Regions from separate parts of the Mus musculus genome. Here region 2 is linked to region 1. The links are chromatin loops, found by intact Hi-C in ENCODE. Cell type or tissue: heart. All regions are shown on one strand.

Region 1 (8,000 bases):
CCAGGACCCACACAGTGAATAAAGACAGTGGAAGTGGTTCAGGCAGTGGCACACACACACACATGCACACACCCAGACTCATACACACACACACACACACACACACACACACACACACACACACACACACACGGTTTTAAAGCACAAAAGAAACAGACGAAGTTAACTTAAATTATCTTTCCCTTGTCTTTGATTACTTAGTTAATCATTCACAAATCAAGGAGGGCACGGTGGCTTGTACCCAGAGCCCCAGCACTTGGATGTTAGAGGCAGGGGCATGAAGAGTTCAAGGCTATCTTTGGCTGCATAAAGAAATTGAAGCCATCCTGGGCTACATGAGCTCTACCACATATTTTATCATTGACATATCACGCTGCTATCAGTTCAACACGTCATCTACATTTTAAGTGATTAAGACTTTTTTTTTTCACTCTGTTTGTCATACTAAGTCTTTAAGATCCGGGCTACATTTTGTCCTGGGAGCACATCTCAGTGAGGACCCAAGAGTCACCAGTGTGTGAGGCTGGAGAGACGGAAGAGGTAATTGTGGCAGCATGAGAAGGAAAAGAAGCTGCTTATCCTGGAGCCTGGTGGAGGCCTCTCTGCCGGCCGAGAAGCAAGAGCGTCACCGCACTAACATTTGCTGTGAAAGTTCCACTATGCAGATAATATTGTTTTCTGTGTCAAACCAGCAATGGCCCAGGCTTCAGGCCTAAATGCGCGTGATCTCGGGAAGGGGCGTACTTTCTCTCCTGCACATCTTTCAGGACTCTCACGAACAGTGCTATGAAATTTGTTTACACCGAAGCTATCCTAGCTTCCCGTATCCCTGACATCTAGAATTTACCTTATCGGTTGTAATTCTGCCAGGTGCCTCTTGGGAGCCACCCTTAGCGACTCTTTAGAGATAACTTCCATTGTCACCAAAGTCCTGTATGTGGCCATTGTAAAGATGGTGACATGAGACTCATCTTTGGAAAGCTCATGCCCCTGCCGTCAGGTAGGCCTCACTTCGTGCTAGAACACCTTTCTTTCTCTTCACCTCTATTTTAAAATATATATTTTTAAAAAGTTTTAAACAAACTCCACCTCTATTTTATACTGGCCTACCCTGAAATTCTTTTTAGTGACAAAACCAAAGACCCAGTTTTCCCAGAGTCGGGGTCCCTGAACCACTAAGGGAGCTCTTCAGGCTGCTTTAAGGAACAACATGGAGCCATTTCTCCGTCTTCATCTCCGGTTACCATGTGGACTGCATCCAGCAAGTCCAGCATCTGCTATCATAACAGGACCAATGAGCTGAAGATGGAGAGTCGCTCCCCTCCGGAGTGACAAGGATGAACATTAGCAATGAAAAGTTTAAATTGCGGGGGCGGGGGGTGGGTCCTCGAGGGCAGACCAGTAGGTAAAGTATTTGCCATGCGGGTGTGAGAACCAGGACCCATGTCAAGCTGAATGTGGTAGTGTTTGTTTGCAATCCCCTGTGCTCCTCTGAATAGGCTGGTAGAGACAGGAAAAACCCTGGGAGCTAGTATGCCATCTAGTCTGGCATACTCATTAGCAAAAAGAAAACAAACAAACCTAACCTCCCAAACCAGAGAGAGGTCACTTCAAGCTAAGTCGAAAGTGAAGACCAATTCCCGAGGTTATCTTCTGGCATCCACGTGTGTACCCTGGCACATGTGCACACACGCATGCACACACAAAGACATTCGTTTCTGTAAAACGAAAAGGAAAGAAGGAGGGGGAACAGGAAAGGTTTCCTTTCTAAAGTCTCACTGTAGTTTTATAACAACCAGGCTAACAAGACTCAAAGCCAACACTGACACTATTAACATTACAGAAAAAGGCTGGGTGGCAGTGGCACACACCTTTAGTGCCAGCGCTCCGGAGTCAGAACAGGCCTTTAATCCCAGAGCATGGGAGGCAGAAGCAAGTGGATCTCTGTGAGTCTGAGGCCAGCCTGGTCTACAGAGCAAGCTTCAGGACAGCCAGAGCTGTTACACCAAGAAATTCTATCTTGGAGGGGGCGGGGACAACAAAAAAAGAAACCCATCAAATTGGACACAGATGAGAGGGAGGGGACACTTATAGAATAAAAGACACAAAGAAACTCCCAACAAATAAAATGTACAGACTCTGGGGGGTTTTTTGTTTGTTCTGTTGTTGTTGTTTTGGTTTTTCGAGACAGGGTTTCTCTGTGTATCCTGGAACTCACTCTGTAGACCCGGCTGGCCTCGAACTCAGAAATCCACCTACCTCTGCCTCCCAAGTGCTGGGATTAAAGGTGTGTGCCACCACTGCCCGGCTGGATTATAATCTGAACAAACCAAGAATTGATAGTTTATAAAAACAATCAGAGATATTGTTAGTTTTATATGTGCTGGCTTTTTTTTTTAAGAACTCAGTGTTTTAGAGATACGTATTTATAGATGAAATTATAGGCTGTCTGGGATTTGCTTTAAACTAATTGGTTGGGGGAGGCGGAATAAATAAAACAAGATTGGCCATATGTTGATAATAATTGAGGCTGGGAGATGGGAACTTGGAGGATCGTTATATAATTCTATTTTTGTGAATAGCTAAACATTACCATAATAGGGTTTTAAAGTGGGGAGGCATGGTTGGAAAGAAAAAGAAAAGAAAGGAAAGATTTTTGTTTTGTTTTTCGTTTTTCTTACTTAGCCACGGCTCTCAGAGAAAAGACTCCCTAGCCAACATGGGACAGTTTAAACACAGGAGAGAAAGCTGGCTAAAGGGGTATTTGCAATGGTGCAAAATGCTGGTCTCTTTATTTGCTCCAGTAAGGAATGCCTTAGACTCTCCAGACTAATCAGCAATTTTGACATCTGCGATTCCTAAACCAGTACTCCGGTCTAATTTTACCGCTAAGGTCCAGTGGGATCAGCAGGCCTCTTGCGCAGCGCCACCCTCTTGGGCAAGGTGCTCGCTCAGTCTCCACATCCCCCAACCATACCCGTACATCCCATGCCTCACCCGCTCTGTGCATTTAGTGAGGCGAGCACTAAAGGGGCGAAACCAGAACAAGGTGAGGCCGAGGGTGTCTGTGATGCCTTCTGGGAAATGTAGTTCTTCCTCCACGCGGGAGCCGACACTTATCTGATAAGCAAGACTACATGTCCTACAATGCGCCGCGCTCACGGCAGCCCCATGGTGTGTTGCTGCCTCCCGGTGGCAGCTAGTTGTTAGGACCGTTAGGACCACGTTTGAAAATTCAGAAGACAGCAGTAGGGGCGGGGACAATGTTGGGAATGCAGAGTCCTCCAGGAACCTCTGGGAAGCCAGTACAGAGATGAGGCTGCGAGACCTGAGCCAAGAAAGGGTTGTAGTAATGAAATTGGAGGAGAGCCCGGTATGAGGATTAAATGAAACCAGGACAGCAACTGTTGGCTGTATGGTTGGTTATTACAGAATAAGCACTTTTCATGTGGCAAAGAACTGCTTCAGAGCTTTACACGTATTAGCTAATTTAATCCTCTCAACGGTCATTCGAGCTATTATCAAACCCTTTTACAGGAGTGAAATTGAGGTCTAGAGAAGAGGCCAGAGACATTCAGCTCGTCTGTGACAGAGCTGGGATTTGAACCCAGGCTGTCAGGCTTCAAAGTCTGTGTCCTTTTGACTACGAATATCTTACTGTCCTTTTGAGCTATTTAAAAATAAAATTATGGTGTGTGTGTGTGTGCACGCGCGCAGGATCCCCCTGTATCTGTCTCCCTAGCCCTGGAATTACCTGTGTAGTAGAATCCGAACTCAGCTCCACATGCATGCATAGCAAGTTCTTTACTCACTGAGCCATCTCCCCAGACCATTTTTAAATTATCTTGAGGTTGTCATTGGCACGAATTGACTCAAAATGGCCATTAGCTTATGAATCTCTGAGTTGGGGATTATCAATGCTCTTCCTTTCCAAATGTAGGACTTAGCCCCATCCCAAGGACAAAGTTTACAACCAACCTACATTTATAATTAGCACATGAATCCACACAGGTTCTATCCATACAAATCAGATGTCTGATTAGCGTTGGATCAGCGGTGGTTTGTGTTGGGAGCTGGAGTCATTATGATTCCATAAGCACACAGATCTGTACACAGACGCTCCTTTGCCTAGAAGCTGATTCTCTTTTGGTCTAGGTGGATTCATCCCATACAGCTTTTATCACGTCCCTGAAGCCCATCACTGTTATCATCAACAGGAAGGCCTTTCCTGATGGAATGCTTATGAGGAGTGTGGTACCTGTTTACCATCATCCCTCAGCGTTACCCTAAAGACTAGTAATGGCTAATCGCCATCATCAACTTGACTGCATTTGGAAGCCCCTGGGAGATTGGTGAAACACACTTCAGAGTGTGTCCATAAAAGCATCTTCAGAGAGAAGTGGCGGGTATTCAAGTTATCCCAAATTGAGAGCATCATTCCACAGGCTAGGAGGCCATAAAAAAGAACCAAGGTCCCAGCATTCCCCTGTTCCAGGTCACCTTCCACAAGCGCTATTCTGATCTGTCCTCTCTGTCATGGTGAACTGGACCCGCTGAAACCAAGACTCAAAATAAGTCATTCCCCCTCAAGTCCTTTCTGTACAGCGTTTTGTCACAGTGCTGGGAAACCTGCAACTAACATACCTACAAGTCAAGGCTGGCTCACTTTGTCCTCCAAGGGATCAAGTTTGAGGTCATGTACTCCAAAGGCAGATGGATAGTGAGGGTGGAACTGGAAACTTCTCCCTGGAGCAGGACTTGATTTAGCAGATGAAGGGAGATTCCCCAGCCCACTGGGGTCTGGGGATGTTTAGTGGTACCTCATGCTCTGCTTATAGACCGTGGCTGGGGTGGGGGGGGCGGGGGGGGGAGCTGGGAACAGTCTCAACTCCTTTTGTATCTCAGATAACTGTGTGACCAGTTCTCTGCAGTAAAATGTGGGCAGGAGGACAGTAGATCCCCTCTGGACAACTTGAAGAAACCAGCAACTCTCCATCCTACCCCCTCCCACCTGCCAGGTGAAACCAATCATCCTGAGCCCCAGGATATAGTAGGGTCACAATATGAATGAGTGTGGTGTGTGAGTCACCAAATGGAGGACACCAGAACACTTGTAAGAAACAAAATACGAGGGCTCAAGAGATGACTCGGGGGTCAAGAGCACTAGCTGCTCTTCCAGAGCTCCTGAGTTCAATTCCCAACACCCACATGGTGGCTCACAACCATCTGTAATGGTATCCAATGCCCTCTTCTAGTGTGTCTGAAGACAGCTACAGCGTACTCATATAAATAAAATAAATAAACCTAAAAAAATAAAAGAAACAAATTATGGCACTGGTGAGATTGGTGCAGCAGGTAGCATTTGTTGAGCAAGACTGATGGCCCAAGTTCAAACCCCAGTCCCTAATAATGGTAGACAGGGCAGCTAGATTTAACTCAGTGATAGAAGGATTGCCTGCTTGGGCTGAGCCCTGGGTTCCATCTCCAATACCACCAAAAGAAAAATGAAAATTTTCTAGGCATGGCAGTGCACATTTTTAATCCCAGTACTCAGGCAGCTGTATATCTATCTCTATGAGTTGCAGGCCAGCCTGGGCTACACTCTGAGTTCCGGGGCAGCCAGAGCTACATAATAAGACCCTGAATCAAAAGAAAAAAGCAGCTGGGATGAGAGAACCAATTCCAGAAAGTTGTTCTCTGACCTCTACGCAGGCACCAAACCATGTGTGCCCCTCCCCCCCCACTCCCCACGTGTTCACATACACAATAGTAAGTAAAGTTTAGGAAATAATAAAAGAAACACGATGTTGTATAAAGTCAGTGGAATCCAGGAAGCTGTGTTACAGCAGCTAGCATTGCGCTAATACACTGACTTTTCCCATGTGGGCCTCTGGTATCCATAAATCTTGAGTCACTGTGCTAAATGAGCCTCAGATCTCCATTGTGATATTCTGTGACGCTCCCTGCCCTCGGGGACCGGGGACCGTTAGCTGCTGTTGGTCCAGGAAGCAAAGGGAACAGAGACAAAGGGGGACGGTTGGATGGGGGTCGGGGGTTGGAAGCCCCATCAGTGCATGCGATGAATGATCATACCAGGACCAGCTTTGGGGAGTCAGATCAACTTTACTTGGGGTGATTCAAGACTTTGGGGGACTGGGAGTAGGAACATCCAGGATGGGCAAAGGTCACTGGCTGAGGGCTTGGGGTACTGAAATGTCTCATTAGCATGGCGAAGCATTTCAGGAATCTCAGGTGCCAGCTGAACATGTTCTCATTAGGAGAAAAGAAGTCGGTCCTGTAACCTAAGGCCACATGACATTCTGCAGGTAGAAGGTTTTGAACTCCCCAGACAAGGTCAGAGAAGGAAAAGTCCTGCCAATGAAGGAAGTCCTCCATGTTGTGTGCTGAGCCCAGAGGCTCTCCGGCCAGTAGTAGATTTGGACATTAATTAGCAGAATTTCCCCACAATATTCAGGTTTTCATGCGATAGGTCTCTGCCAAAGAGAGTGTGTGTGTGCTTGCTAGTTAACAGGTGACAACAGAGAGCTGGAGAGATGACTCAGCGGGTAAGAGCACTGGCTGCTCTTCCAGAGGACGGGGGTTCAATTCCCAGCAGCACCTGTATAGCAGCTCACAAGTGTCTCTAAGTTCAGTTCCAGGGGATCCAACACCCTCACAGAGACATACAAAACACCAATGCACATAAAATTTTTTAAAAAGTCATTTAAAAGTAAGAAAAAAATCTTTTTATAAAAAGAAATGATAGGGTATTTTCCTTTGTTCTTTGCACAAATGCGAACGTTTCTCCCACGTGCTTGTAGAAGGCGCCTTTCCTGTTACCAGCTGGAGCCACTGAAACTGCACCCGATGACTGTTTGCATCCTTTACCCTTGGGGGGGCTGAACCTCATACACTGGGTTTTTTGCCTTCCTGTGGAAAATGGCACTTGCCTAGGACCCCTTAGTCTGAGTTAGGGTGGCCAGCATCGGGGAGAGGAGAGCCCACCTTCTTCCTCTCTCTTCTCACTCCATTGTGAAGGTGAACCTTCAGGCTCCATCTTGTAAATAAATCTCTAGTGGCCACTCTAGACTCACGATGATTTCATTACAGTGAAGCCCGCTGGCTGGTCTTGGGTGGGTAGGTACTAGTTGAGACATAGGAGGACAAGAACCTTATTTATCCTCTTTTCCCTAAAACCCCTGACGCAGAATGAGCCATGTGTGAATGAATGAGCATATATGCATGTGTATACTCAGCCTTGTGAGTATTTAGGGTCTGTTATTGTAGCTGTTAAGATTTACATATTGGAAGCTGGGGAGATGGCTCAGTGGTTACGACCACTAACTGCTCTTCCAGAGGTCCTGAGTTCAATTCCCAGCAACCACATGGTGGCTCACAGCCATCTGTAATGGCATCTGATGCTGTCTTCTGGCCTGTAGGTGTACATAGAGCACTCATATACATAAAATAAATATATATATATTTTTTTTATTGACCAGGTAGAGGTGGCACATGCCTCTAACCCTAGCTTTTGGGAGGCAGAAACAGATAGATGTCTATGAGTTTGAAGTCAGCCTGGTCTACAGAGTGAATTCAAGGCCAGCCAGAGATAGAGAGAAAAACCCTGTCTCAAAACAAAACAAATTAAAAAAAAACAAATAAAAAAATCACAAGACCAAATAAAACAAAATTAATATTTATTTATTGTTGTTTTCGTGTGTGTGTGTGTGTGTGTGTGTGTGTGTGTGTGTGTGCATGCAAGTGACTGAGGAGGCCAGAAGAGGGAGTCAGATTTCTTCAAGTTGTAGTTTCAGGTGGTTGTAAGCCACTCAATGTGGGTGCTGGTGACTGACCCTCAATCCTCTAGAAGAGCAGCGAGCATTTTAAACTCTGCTGCTACGTCTTCAACATTATTTTGTAAGTCTCATATAGCCTGGACTGGTCTTGAATTAGTGACCAGGATGTTGAACCTGTTCTAGCTGCCTCTACCTCCCAAGCGC
Region 2 (8,000 bases), 100 kb before region 1:
ACTCCCTGGCCTCTTAGTGACATTTTAAGGACAATATATTACAGCCGTTCTGTACCGACAGTAGCAGTGGATTATAGTGAATTAGCGTTTCATAGTGCGTATGTTCCTTTAGTGTGAACTACCAACTTGTTGAGTGAATTAAAAAGATGCCTTGGGGGCTGGTGAGATGGCTCAGTGGGTAAGAGCACCCGACTGCTCTTCCAAAGGTCAGGAGTTCAAATCCCAGCAACCACATGGTGGCTCACAACCATCCCTAACGAGGTCTGACTCCCTCTTCTGGAGTGTCTGAGGACAGCTACAGTGTACTTACATATAATAAATAAATAAATTAAAAAAAAAAAAAAAAAAAAAAAGATGCCTTGGGTAGGGAAAATTGTCACCAAGCCTGGCACCAGGCACACACAGAATGCACGTTCATGCAAACAGGCAAAAACATCCACATGTGTAACATGTTTAAAAATGTAAATGATATTTAAAAAAATGAAAATCAAGAACGTCTTTAAATAGAAGAAACAAATTTGAAAAAAAAAATGGTTTATTCTCTGTTGGCGTTCTATAGTAGAGGTATAAATTAGAGTTAGAGCAAGGGAAAGTAGTAGTTTGTGTTTTAGCATTCAAAGGTCAGACTGTAATGTAAGGAGCATGTGTGGTGGGGCGGGGCGTGCGCAGAGGCTGCAGATTGGGAAAGCCCTGATATTCCATCAGAGGAAGACAGGACAGGAGGTATACTGGGCTAAGCAAACTGAAGCACCCTGAGGATATTTCCTTTACATTTATGCCAGAATATCGCGTTGTCCAAAGAGCATGTCAGATATGTCTCTTCCCTTAATCTTCACAACCGGGCTGAGAGGAACCAACTTTCAAAAAAACAGGCAGAGAGCTCTGGGAGGAAAGCCTATAGCTGGGGTGATGGCGCAGCCCTGAAATCCCCGCACTCACAAGGGGAGGGCTAGCCTGGGCCACTCGGCACATTTCCAGGCCAGCTTGGGCTGCAGATTGAGATCCTGTCTCAATAATCAAACGACAAAGGGACAAATAAAAACTGCTTTCAGAAACTGAGATGTTTCCTTGAGTCTACAAAAGTGGTAGGTAAGCTTCGGGCTTCTGTGAACTAAGTCACGTCCTCCTATTGGATTTCCGTGCACTCACTGGTCAGTTTCTTGTGGTGCTGGGGATTGACTTTTGCATCTGAGTCAAGAGCTCTACTGTGTAGCCACGCCCCCAGCCCCTCACTGGGGGATTCTAGGCAAGGGCTCTACTGTGTAGCCACGCCCCCAGCCCCTCACTGGGGGATTCTAGGCAGGGGCTCTACCACTGAGCCATGCCCCCAGCCCCTCACTGGGGGATTCTAGGCAGGGGCTGTACCACTGAGCCACGCCCCCAGCCCCTCACTGGAGGATTCTAGGCAGGGGCGCTACCACTGAGCCACGCCCCCAGCCCCTCACTGGAGGATTCTAGGCAGGGGCTGTACCACTGAGCCACGCCCCCAGCCCCTCACTGGAGGATTCTAGGCAGGGGCTGTACCACTGAGCCACGCCCCCAGCCCCTCACTGGAGGATTCTAGGCAGGGGCTGTACCACTGAGCCACGCCCCCAGCCCCTCACTGGAGGATTCTAGGCAGGGGCTGTACCACTGAGCCACGCCCCCAGCCCCTCACTGGGGGATTCTAGGCAGACACTCTTCTGTTGATCCACACTAACATGTGCTCTACCACTGAGCTATATCTCTAATCTCATGGATCATTTTCAAAGAATGTGCGTGTGTTTTCAAAGTTACTGTGTGTAGTGACCTAGACCATCTATAGTATTCCCTTAGAATCCTCTTTGTGTCTGTGAATCCAGAGTCTCTGTCTCTCTGTCTCTGTCTGTCTGTCTGTCTGTCTGTCTCTCTCTCTCTCTGACAGCTTTGTTTTAATTTTGTGCATATGAGCGTTTTGTCTGCATGTATGTCTGATTACTACATACATGTCTGGTGCACTGCCTCCTCTCCAGGCCAGAAGAGGACATCGGATTCCTTGCAACTGGAGTTACAGACTGTGTGAGCACCATGTGGGAGGTGGGAATTGAACCCCAGTTCCCTGGAAGATCAGCTAGTGCTCTTAGCTTCTTAACTATCTCTCTAGCCACCTCTCAATCTTTCTTTTTTCAATCATTTTGGGGGGGGTTCTTTTGTTTGTATTTTTTGTTTTTTGAGGCAGAGTCTCACTATGTACCCTGGATAGCCTGGAATTCACTGGGTAGACAGAATGGCCGAGAACGCACAGAGATCCACCTGGCTCTGCTGGGATCAAAGGTGTGCACCACAGTACATAGGTCGATTTTAAGACTTCCCAGTCTCTGCAGCAGAGCTGGCTTTCAGTTTCATTGATTTTCCCAGTTGGACTCTGCTCATTCACTAGGACTCTGCCCCTCACCTTTTTATCTCCCTCCTGCTGTTGGATTTGCGTTTATCTGCTTCTGCTTCTGCTAGTTTTGCAGGATGGAAACATTCCCTCCAAAGCCTAGTTTGTGCATTGTTTGTCTTTTACAACTACTCACTGATTTTCTGTGGGTGGGAGCACATGTGGAGGTGAAAGTTCAACTTGCGGGAGTCACTTCTCTCCTTCCATTATGTGAGTCCCGGGAATTGAACTCCAGCCATCAGGTTTGGCTGCAATCACCTGTACCCACTGAACCATCTCCATTTCTGTTTTGTTTTTTTTCTTAATCTAATAAAAAAATGTACTTAATCTATGAGCTGCCTTCAACACGCTGTCTCATCTGTAAATAGGAGAAATAACAGTATCTATTTTGCTATGCCATCCCACAAGATGTCAAAAACCAAACCAAACCAAAACCAGTAACAACAGCAACACAACCAACAATAATAAAAAAACTCTACCCTACCCAAGATTGCCTCTTCCCACCTGGGGTAGTGATGGAGACCTGGATCCCCTTGTCCGTCAATCCACTGTCCCCCAGGGCATTGCTGGCCAACAGCCAGATCCTGTACCGTGTAGAAGGCTTCAGCCCAGTCAGTGTGAAGGTGGTGGCCTGTGCAGGCAGGACATCCATGTAGAGGAATCCTGGGCTCTCGAGGGCCTCATACCTGCATGGCGAGAACAGTCAGCTCAGCCAGGCGTCCATCTCTGTGGTTCGCCCCACTTCACCAGCCTTGGCGGAGGCCTCACCTGATTTGGAACCTCTGAGGCAGACCCCCATCAAAGCCAGGTTTCCACTCCAGTCCTACCGAGTGAGGGCTCACGCTCACAACCTTCAGCCCCAGTGGAGGGTCAGGACGGCCTTGGGGGAGAAGGGATGGAGAGTCAGGGGATGCAAAAGGAGTCTAGAACTTTCCTGTCGGAGTCTCCTGAGAACAGTGGTTGGTTCTCTCTATTCACAGTGGCTGTGCTCAATGAGTTCTTCTCAGTGGCTAATAGCAAGAGCTGCTCTTCCAGAGGACCAAGGTTCAGTTCCCAGCACCCACACGCAGCTCACAACCTGTGGGTATCTGGCACATGAGCAGTTCACAGATACACATGTATGTACAGCACTCATTCACTAGAAAGTGGTTTTAAGTTCACCTGGAGCCCTGGCTCTGAGAAACGCAAGGCTTGCTTCTGGTGAAGTGCTGGTGCGGCCAGTCCTCACCACGGCATTCTCTCCCAACACTGTTTGCTTGTTTGAGACAGGGCCTCTCTGTGGAGCCAGGCTGGCCTGGAACTCACAGACATCTGCCTGCCTCTGTCTCCCCAGGGCTGGGGCTAAATATTTTATGTATTTATTTGTTTGTGTGCACATGATTTGTGGAGGTCAGAGTAAAGCTTGAGGGAATCAACTCTCTTCTTTCATCATGAAGGTTCCAGGGATGGAACTCAGGTCTGAAGCCTGGAGCTATCTCATTGGACCAACTGATTTTTAAACTCCATCTATCTATCTATCTATCCATCCTTCCATTCATCTGTGTGTCTATCGTTTGTCTGTACATCCATCTATCTACTATCTATCTATCTATCTATCTATCTATCTATCTATCTATCTATCTATCTATCCATCCATCCATCCATCCATCCATTTATATGTCTGTCCACTATCTTATCTATCTATCTATCTATCTATCTATCTATCTATCTATCTATCTATCTATCTATCATCTATCTATCTATCATCTATCTATCTATCTATAGACATGTTTCTTCAGGTTAGCCTAGATCATTTTGATCCTCTGGCTGCATCCTCCCAGCTGCTGAGATGACAGGCATGTGCCACCCAGCTGCTGAGGTGACAGGCATGTGCCACCCATACATTTTTGCTTTAAACATATTTCTGTTTTTTTTTTTAACAAGCCACCTTATTTAATAGATGTTGCTGATTCACTAACATTGAAAACATGGCCGGCAGGAGGAGGCTGACAATATGGTTTAGTGGGGTAGAGTGCTCACTTAGTATACACAAATGCCTGGGTTTGATCCCGGCCCCTCCTGAGCCCAGCATGGTGACAGACACCTGCCATCCTGGTTGCAGAGGTAGAACAGGAGGACCTGGAACTCAAGGCCAGTCTGAGCCTGTGGGACCGCCATCACTCTGACTTGCCCTTCAGCAAAGTTTACTCAACACAGACAAATTCTTCCTTGAGGTGTATCATAACATTCTCCCCTTTTTTTTCTTTTAAAGATTTACTTGTTTTGGGCTGGAGAGATGGCTCAGTGGTTAAGAGCACTGACTGCTCTTCCAAAGGTCCTGAGTTCAATTCCCAGCAACCACATGATGGCTCGTAACCATCTGTAATGGGATCCGTTGCCCTCTTCTGGTGTGTCTGAAGAAGGCTACAGTGTACTCATAAACATAGAATAAAAGAATAATTCTTTTAAAAAAGATTTACTTGTCTTTTGCTTTATGTTTGTGGATGTTTTGCCTGCATGTATGTGCACCAAATGCATGCAGTGCCTGTGGAAACCTGAAGGGGGCAGCAGATCCCTGGGAATTAGACTCACGCATGCCTGTGAGCTCACGCCCAGTGCCTGCCAGAAACTGATCTCCAGACCTCTGCAAGAGCAGCCAGGGCTCAGCCATCTCTACAGCCCCTATAAACTTCTTGAACTTAGGAACGTGACAGAGCATTTTAGCCTTCTGTTTGGGGACTACTTAGAATTACAAAAATAACAACAAATGAGAATCAAAAAATCCACAGTCCTAAGTAAGTCACAGAAAGGACACTTATTTACAGCGTGACCCTAGGACAGCAGGGCAGAATGTCACTGGGTTCACCATCAATATGAACATGCCCTTTAGTGGACTCACATTACATCTCTCTTTGGTACATGGCTTTTCACGACCACAAAAGTCCCATGCGTGTGGGGGGGGGGCATGGTGGTGCACACCTTAAATACAAGTGAATGGGAGGCAGAGGCAGGTGGATCTCTGTGAGTCTGAGTATAGCCTTGGCTACATAGTGAGTTCCAGGCCAGCCAAGGCTACATAGTGAGACTCTAATTAAAAAAATAAGACAAAAACAAAAAGGGTTCACACACAGACACACAGACAGACAGACAGACAGACAGACAGACACACACACACACACACGCACACGCACACACGCTTTTGCCCCATCCTCACATCCTTAGTAATGACACCCTGAATAACATTCCCAACCACACTCTCAAGCCATGTGCTTCTAATAGAAATGGTCTCACTCCTAGTAGGAGGGACATGTGACAAAACCATGCCAATCGCTACGAAATGGAAGTGAGGCCATTGAGATACAAATGCAATATTTCCACACAGTCATTAGAAGAAAAAGAGCTGAATTCCCAGGCTAAGGGATAGGTCAGTAATAGGGAACGGACCCAACATACACAAGGCTCTGGATCTGACATCCTGAAACCCCCTCCCCTTCCCAGCCCCAGAAAAAAAACCCAGCTAGGCCTGGTGGTTCTCAACTGTAACCCAGCCCTTTGGAGATTAAGGCTGAAGGGTCACCATTTTGAGGCAGGTTTGGCTACGGAGCAAGTCTGAGGTTAGCCTAGGCTATATAGTAAATCTGAGGTTATCCTGGGTTATATAGCAAGACCTTGTTCTAACAAAACAAAACTCCATTCCTATACATTAACACCTCTCAGCTATCAGAAACACTTCCTGGCTTTGGGCAACCAGGATCTTGGCAGGTGACCCAAGTACCTGACCCCCACCATCCTCCCAGCCACAGGTGACCCAAGGACCTGACCCCCACCATCCTCCCAGCCACAGGTGACCCAAGGACCTGACCCCGCCATCCTCCCAGTCATAGTTGACCCAAGGACCTGACCCCCTGCATCCTCCCAGCTGTTCCCATCGTACTGATGCTGACGAGCTGGATGTTGGTGTGGTCTGAACCAAGGGCATTGGTGGCTGTGCATTTGAAGAGGGCATAGTCCTGGGCTGCAGACACATTAGCAATGGTCAGGAGGCTGCTGTGGACCACACCCTGGTGGTACTTGTGCTCTGTGTACCTGGAGAGGGGGCACAATAGGTCTCAGAAAGGGAAACCAAGGCTGGATAAGTGGGCCGGAGTGAGAACTGAGTAAACTCAGGTTCACCTGGGGTCTTGGAGATCCAGAGGGACCCCATTTTTGGTCCAAGTGAAGTCGATGTTGGGGACCCCCCGGGCACGGCAGTGGAGTGTGGCTGAGCTGGTGCTGTCCCCAGCAGCAGCCACTTTCGTCAGGGGAGTAGGATGATCCACCTGGGGGGCAACTGGGATGGGTTGAAGGATCACCATGATGCCGAGTGCTGATGCGTGTGAGAGCAGTGGGTTATGGGCAGACCTCGAAGTTACCCACATCGGACAACAAGACGAACCAGTCCTCTGGCTGCGGGAGCCACCCCGTTGTCCACGATGCACTGGTAAGCGCCAGCCTGGGACAGCTTGGCCTGGCGAATCCGCAGACGCCCTGTGGATCCCTTTGACATCTTCTCCATGTCGTCCAGGTTCAGTTCCTCCTCGTCTTCCCCCTAGCATCCCAAGACACAGGAGCTTGTCCCCAAGTCTGTCCTCAGATCAACCCTCAAACTGTGTCTCATCTGTCCCTTCAACCCTCTTCCACAAAGGTAAGGAAGTGGGACTGTTTCTTGTTATCCATCCAACCATTGATTTAATCCATCCATTCATCCACCCGTCCAGTCAATCACCCATCCCTAATGTCTGTCTAAACATTCATGCATGAAGCCAGGATGGTAGCACTGGTTCATCTAGCCATCTGTAGACTGCAGCTTAGTGGTAAAGCCCTGGACATCTCAGGCACACACACACACACACACACACACACACACACACACACACACACAAGCTGAGCTGCATGTAATGGTCCATATGCACTTGGAAGGAAGAGGCTAGAGAATCCCAAGTTCAGAGCCAACCTGGGCTACATAGCAAGTTCTAGGCTAGCTTAGACTACAGGTGAAAATCCTCTCTCAAATATAAATGTCCTAGAATGGTGGCACAGGCCCGTCATCCAAGTTCTTGGACCTTGGAGTGAGAAAGGTCAAAAGTGAGTCAAAACCTAGGGCAGTCTCTGCCACAAAGCATGCTTAGGGCCAGCATAGGTTATACCACTAGTGGGTCTCAACCTGTGGGTCACAACCACTCTGGGGACGAGGTCAAATGACCTTGTCACAGGGTCTCATACCTGACATCCTGCATATCACATACTTGCATTGTGATTCACAACAGTAGCAAAATAACACTTATGAAGTAGTAATAAAATAATTTTATGATCTGATAAAATGGACCAGTCCTCTGGTCATGGGAGATGCCCCACTGTCTACAACGCACTGGTAAGCGCCAGCCTGGAACTGTATTAGAACCATGAAGAACTGTATTAAAGGGTCACAGCACTAGGAAGGTTGAGAACCCTGCATCAAACCCTCTCTCAAAAACAACAGGAGCTGGAGCAATGGTCCAGAAGTTAAGAGCACTGGCTGCTCTTCAGAGGACCCGGGTTCAATTCCCAGCAACCACATGCCAGCTTACAGATGTCTGTAATT

Evidence for each region. Hi-C counts contacts between places; a loop is a spot of excess contacts. Peaks named below come from ENCODE experiments on the same cell type or tissue, not always from the same donor. Only the 100,000 strongest peaks of a DNase experiment are listed, where the experiment ranks them.
Region 2: it touches region 1 in a loop (6-fold over the local background); 9 of 42 quality-filtered maps call a loop at or near these places.

What each region holds. Positions count from the first base shown.
Region 1 is chr7:30,368,844-30,376,843 of GRCm38, reverse strand. No RefSeq gene overlaps it. Among named protein-coding and RNA genes, the nearest start is that of Lrfn3, 10 kb to the right of the region's middle. In heart, a CTCF peak has its summit at 3,186 (motif pointing left); a DNase peak (open chromatin) is centred at 3,113; H3K4me3 peaks cover 733 bases; H3K27ac peaks cover 526 bases; H3K27me3 peaks cover 324 bases.
Region 2 is chr7:30,469,558-30,477,557 of GRCm38, reverse strand. It overlaps Nphs1 (nephrosis 1, nephrin), which reads right to left. Exons shown (of 30, transcript NM_019459.2): 18 at 6,797-6,968; 19 at 6,554-6,710; 20 at 6,315-6,466; 21 at 3,170-3,281; 22 at 2,906-3,087. Among named protein-coding and RNA genes, the nearest start is that of Nphs1os, 8.0 kb to the right of the region's middle. In heart, a CTCF peak has its summit at 4,920 (motif pointing right); no DNase peak of the experiment used is centred here; H3K4me3 peaks cover 33 bases; H3K27me3 peaks cover 2,081 bases.